Linked DNA regions of Homo sapiens: region 2 is linked to region 1. A link is an interaction called in ENCODE POLR2A ChIA-PET data of the cell type or tissue named here. Cell type or tissue: A673. All regions are shown on one strand. Region 1 overlaps RARG (retinoic acid receptor gamma). Region 2 overlaps TNS2 (tensin 2).

Evidence for each region. ChIA-PET counts read pairs that join two places held together with the same protein. Peaks named below come from ENCODE experiments on the same cell type or tissue, not always from the same donor. Only the 100,000 strongest peaks of a DNase experiment are listed, where the experiment ranks them.
Region 2: POLR2A ChIA-PET joins it to region 1 with 15 read pairs; 11 of 35 experiments call an interaction of 5 or more read pairs at or near these places.

The regions. Positions count from the first base shown.
Region 1 is chr12:53,219,425-53,221,924 of GRCh38, reverse strand. All of the region lies in intron 3 of RARG (retinoic acid receptor gamma), which reads left to right. Among named protein-coding and RNA genes, the nearest start is that of RARG, 12 kb to the left of the region's middle. RefSeq lists silencers at 1-341, 902-951, 1,522-1,861, 1,986-2,280. In A673, CTCF peaks have their summits at 154 and 358; DNase peaks (open chromatin) are centred at 264, 864 and 1,444; H3K4me3 peaks cover 2,300 bases; H3K27ac peaks cover 2,264 bases.
Region 2 is chr12:53,061,514-53,064,013 of GRCh38, reverse strand. It overlaps TNS2 (tensin 2), which reads right to left. Exons shown (of 29, transcript NM_170754.4): 22 at 2,074-2,199; 23 at 1,769-1,861; 24 at 1,561-1,638; 25 at 1,317-1,394; 26 at 757-925; 27 at 597-665; 28 at 422-451; 29 at 1-270. The coding sequence ends at 132. Among named protein-coding and RNA genes, the nearest start is that of MIR6757, 5.8 kb to the right of the region's middle. In A673, a CTCF peak has its summit at 2,082 (motif pointing right); no DNase peak of the experiment used is centred here.

The DNA.
Region 1 (2,500 bases):
CCCCCCACCCGGTACAACAGATTCTTAGAAAAGCGCGCCCCGCCCTGGCCCAGCCACAGCCGCCTGGCGGGGGAAGGGCCGGGCCGGGCGCCGCTCCCGCTCCGCGGCGCTGCCCGTGTGAGCGGCGCTGACAGAGCCGGCTGGGCAGGCAGGCCGGGCGGCCCGGCGGCTGAGGGCGGGGCGCGGGGGAGGGGGGGATTTCCGGGAGTCGCCGCTGCTGGCGCTGTCCGGGGCCAGGGTCCCCCCATTCGGCCCTGCCGGGCCAGGGCAAACTTCTGACGTGGCCAGCCCCCCGCCCACCTCACCCCCTTCTCCGCCGGGCGAGGGCGCTCAGTGCCGGAAGGGGCAACCCAGGGAACAGTGTTGCGGCCTTGGAGAGCTGAGGGGCACTAACCGAAGGGAGGGCAGTTATGCCTAGGCTAGAGGGTATTTAAAGACCCTGAGAACAGTCAGTGACCAGAAGCGCCCCTATTGCCGAGGGAGCCCTTGGCAGTGAGAAACTGGAGGAGGGGAGTTGGCCATCAGGGGCAGATTCATCGAGGCGCAGTTGGCACGGCAGGCACAGCTTATGGGGTAGTTTTGTGCTCTAAAAGTGAAGTTATGTTCGAAGAAGGAGCATCGAGAGAGACGGTCGAGGCGCTTAGGGGGCGTCAGTTGCGGGATAAGGCTTCGGGGACTCGGAGGGAGGCGGCCCGGGCCGCGGCGGAGGGCGGACTGCTCGGGCTAGGAGGGGTAGACTCTGGCTGCGCTGGAGGGGGCGGGGGGACTCCGCGGCAGCGCTGAAGACGGCCTGGGCGGGGTGGGGCGGGGCCGGGTCAGGAGGAGGTGAGCGCGCTCGGCCACCCGCCCCGAGGGGGGTTCCCAGAGAGTTCACGGCGGGAGCGCGCTCCGGCCCTAGGACCGCGGGTGGGGAGACGGGAAGGAAGGAGGAGGCAGCGCGCGCCGAGCCGCAGGAATGCACTTTTCGGCCCTGAAGCGGGCGCGCGGAGGGCGAGGGCGGAGCCAGGCCTGGGAATGAGAGGGGTGGAGGTAGTGCAGGTCCCGAGCCTCAGGAGAGCAGCTGCGCGCGGGGACCTCCACGTTCCCCTCTCCCCAGTCATCCTTAACACCCCTGTATTGACTAGTGTGAAAAAGGGAGAGTTTGGGGAGAGGGAAAACTCTGAAAGGAAATGCTTATGCTTGGTTCCTCCTCTCCTTCTTCCAACCCCGACCTGGGCACGCGCCTCAGTGCAAATGCATGCAAAGCCTATGAGCTGTGGAGAGTATGCCTGCAAGCATTCTCCCGAGCAAGGTGTGTTTGCACAAACGTGTGTGCACCTATGATTTTATATGCGTGCTCACATGTATGTTCACTCTTGCATATTTGCAAATTCTTGGTGCCTGATAAGATAAATGCATGCACGGATGTGTGTCTAAGCAAGCGCGCGCGCCGCGGAGCGAGTGTACGTATGTGTATGTGTGCGCTCCACTCTCAGCTTTGCTCATCTCGGTGCCCGGCCCCCTTCGCTCTCCAAGCCCCACCCCCCACCCCTCCAGGCTTCGCTTTTAAAAAAGGTCTCCCCAGTGCTAGCTGCCGAAGCACCCAGATAAGAGCTGGACGGAGGCTAAAGCGGCAGCCCCAGCTTCGCGCCCCGCCCAGTCCCTTTCCCCTGCTGGGGATCCCCCCTCTTCCCCGCCCACCCCTTACCCGCATGCAGCCCAGCGCCCTATGCTAGCCCTCCCCCTCCCCCCCTGCTGGAGCGGGGCGCCGCCGGGGGAGGAGGGGGAATCGGCTGCGGGTCCTTGGTGTTTCCAGCACCCAGTTTCCCTTCAAGCCGGGTCGCGATGTACGACTGTATGGAAACGTTTGCCCCGGGTCCGCGACGGCTGTACGGGGCGGCCGGGCCCGGGGCCGGCTTGCTGCGCAGAGCCACCGGCGGCTCCTGTTTCGCCGGACTTGAATCTTTTGCCTGGCCGCAACCCGCCAGCCTGCAATGTAGGTACCGGAGTCCGGGGCTGGGGTGTAGGGTGCAGGAGAGGGTGGGATTTACTCTTTCCGTGTGTAAAGAGTGGAACTGAGGTGCAAGGAGGAGCTTCTGGCCCTTTCTATGTAAGGTACTGGCCCTTTAAACGTGGGGGCCTCAGCGTCTCCTTTGCGTGTGTGCAGTAGTGTTTGGAGTGTGTGTGGTTTTTATGGTGGGTGTTTAGCTCGAACCTGTGGTTGATGCCACTCCAGAGTTCCTGGGGATAGGGAGAGACCGAGGTGTGTGGGTAGTTTGCGCCTTCACGTCCGTGGCCCTGGAAGGATATGACACTCAGGACCGTGGGTGGCGTTTGTAAAGCCCATGTGGGAAGCTGGCAGTGTTAAAAATATCGTTTGCAGAGCGTGTGAATCCCTGGAGTGTGCAGCGCCTTGCCTAGGTGGTGTGGGTGTGGGAGCAAGGGTCTCTCCACCAGTGTCGCCTGCGACAGCTGCCAGGTCCACATGGCCTGTGAGGGGATGTTTGTGGCGTGAGGCCGG
Region 2 (2,500 bases), 160 kb after region 1:
ATGCCCACTCCTCATTCCTAAGGGAGGGTGCTTTCTCCTGGGTCTCCTGGGTCCAGGCCAGGGGATGTGAGGGCTGTGGGGTGCTGGGAGGGGGGCAGTGTTGATGTGGGCTCTGAGCTTGTGGCCTTCCTTCATTTTCTCTGGCCCAGTAGAACTTTGGTGATGAAGGTGACAATGGCGCCAGCAGGCTGATCTGGGTCAAGCTCTGCAAAGAGGTGACACACATTCTCCCAGGGGCTTCCCGGCTTCTTGGCCACGAAACCAAAGATCCTAGGGGGATAAAGGGTGGGGAAGGGGCTTAACATTCCTTCCACAAGGGAATGTAGCTGGCCTTGGTGAGACAAATCAAATGCCAGCATTGAGAGGACAGCAGCGCCCTGGTCCCTTGGAAGGAAGAGGCTGAATTCGTGGGGAGGCTTACTTGGAGGTGGTCCCGTCTGGGTTGGTCCATCTGCAGAAGGAGAAGAAGGTGAAGATGCACACCCCAGGGGACAGCTGCTGAAGGGGGGCCGGGGCCGGGGCTGGGGCTGGGGCTGGGAGCTGGGACCTGGTGGGACCATGGGGATTTGGGGCAAAGGGTTTGGAGGGAGAGTCACCTCCGGTCTTGAGGGTCAGTGCTGGAGAAGGTGATGCTGTTCACTGGATAATGGCGGCGAAAGAAGAGCCTGCAAGGAGGAGGGTGAGGAAGGTCACACTCAGAAACATGAGCCCCCAGGGGCCTTAAGCATGGGGTTCTACAGGGCTGAGTATACATACTTCCTTTGGTTGTCCGTCAGTGTAATGCCCTGGGCTGACACCTTGAAGTGGACAACAGCTGGTGTCGGGCGGGGGCTACAGCTCAGAGCTGCAGAGCTGGCCCGGGCCACAGCTTGGGGGCCCGTCAGTGACTCTGTCTCCACTGAGGTCAAGTAGAGCACGCTGCAGGCTACAGGGGCAGGGAGTGGGTCAGGGAGGGAGTGCCCATCCCCTAGCCACCCCCACCAGCTCTTGCACATTCCCCAGCTACTGCTGTCACATGCTTTACAATCACATAGGTGACTTGTTAAAAAGGCAGATTCCATGACTCTACTGGATCTACAGTCAGAAGCGAGGCAGAGAAGCCTCCCTGCTACCACCCCATGATCGTCTTGTTCATGAGACTTTGAGAACCTAGGCTGAGGACCCAATTCCTCATCCCCGACAGTATGGGGCTCCCCTGCCCTCATGGGTTGGCCAGGGCTCACCCACCTCAAGGCCTTTCAGTGCCCCATGCCCTGTATCCACAATGCCCCCTTGGTGCCCAGGGAGAGGGAGGGGAGTGGAGGGGAAGTCTCTACCAGCACCCTGACGCAGGAGGTCTGCCGCTGTGCTCATGTTGGTGGGCACTGGAGCCTCTGGGGTCTCTTCCAGAGGATCTGAGGGCAATGAGAACCGACAGGGAAGCTCAGAAGGCAGAGTGTTCCCCAGGCTGGAGCACTCCCTCTGCTTCCCCAAGGGAAGGCGGGGAGCCAAGACCTCTGGATCCTGCTTTGGCTGCAGGGGGTAGGGAGAGGTGGGGAGGACAGATGACCAGACACTCACCTTTGCTGGGAATGCGCAGGCAGCAGGGCAGGGAGATGGGGGAGATGGAGTGCTGGGAGACCAAGGCGGACAGGCTGCCTGTGGGAGAGGAGGTAGGAAAGTCCCGAGATGCCCAGGGTGCCCCGCCTTTCCCTTCCATCCTCCTGAGATCCCTTGGCATCTCCCTAAACCGACCCAACGTAGCCTTCCCCAGGCTCCTGCTTCTCACCAAAGTAGGGCTCACTGGGGCAGCCCTTGATCTTCACCCCTTTGGGCCCAGTCTCGATGAGGAAATGGCGGACCAGCTGTTCCACGGGGTCCCCTGAGAGGAGGCGAGGGGAAGATTGCGGCTTTAGGATTCCAGGTTCCAGCTTCTTCCCTAATGGGATTCTTTCCCGAGCAGCTGAGGTCTTTTCCTACCTCTCCCCTCTACAGCGGCATGGCCAGCACAGCACCCCCACCTGCCCTGTTACCTTGCCTCTGGCACCACCCCCAACTTCATCCCCACCCCACTCAGGTTTGGGTGTTCTGTACCTTTCCAGGGCTGGGCACTGGGTGGCGGTGTGGCCACCTTGAGGGCCAGCCCATAAGCTCCTTGGAATGAATGACTGTCCCTGATCAGGAAGGCCCCAGGGTCCTTGTCCTTCAGCAGGGCAATGGCTGCAGGGTGAGGGGTAGCGGGCAGTGGGGAGGAGTTTTCACAGGGGTGGACTGAGCCCCATGCAGCCCCCCTCCTCTGCTGCCAAGCTCCATGGTCTCTGCCCTGACAGCTGTGGTGGCGGTAAGAGTCTGAGGCCAGGGCTCTAGAGTTCACAGGGGTTTTGACCATGTTGGATCTCACCGCCTTGGCCCAAAGCCCAGAATCACCTGCTGGTAAACACTCAGCCAAGAGTAAACACAGCTCAGACAGGAGGAGCCAAGAGCTTCAACAGGATGGGACTTAAAGCCAAGACAGACACCC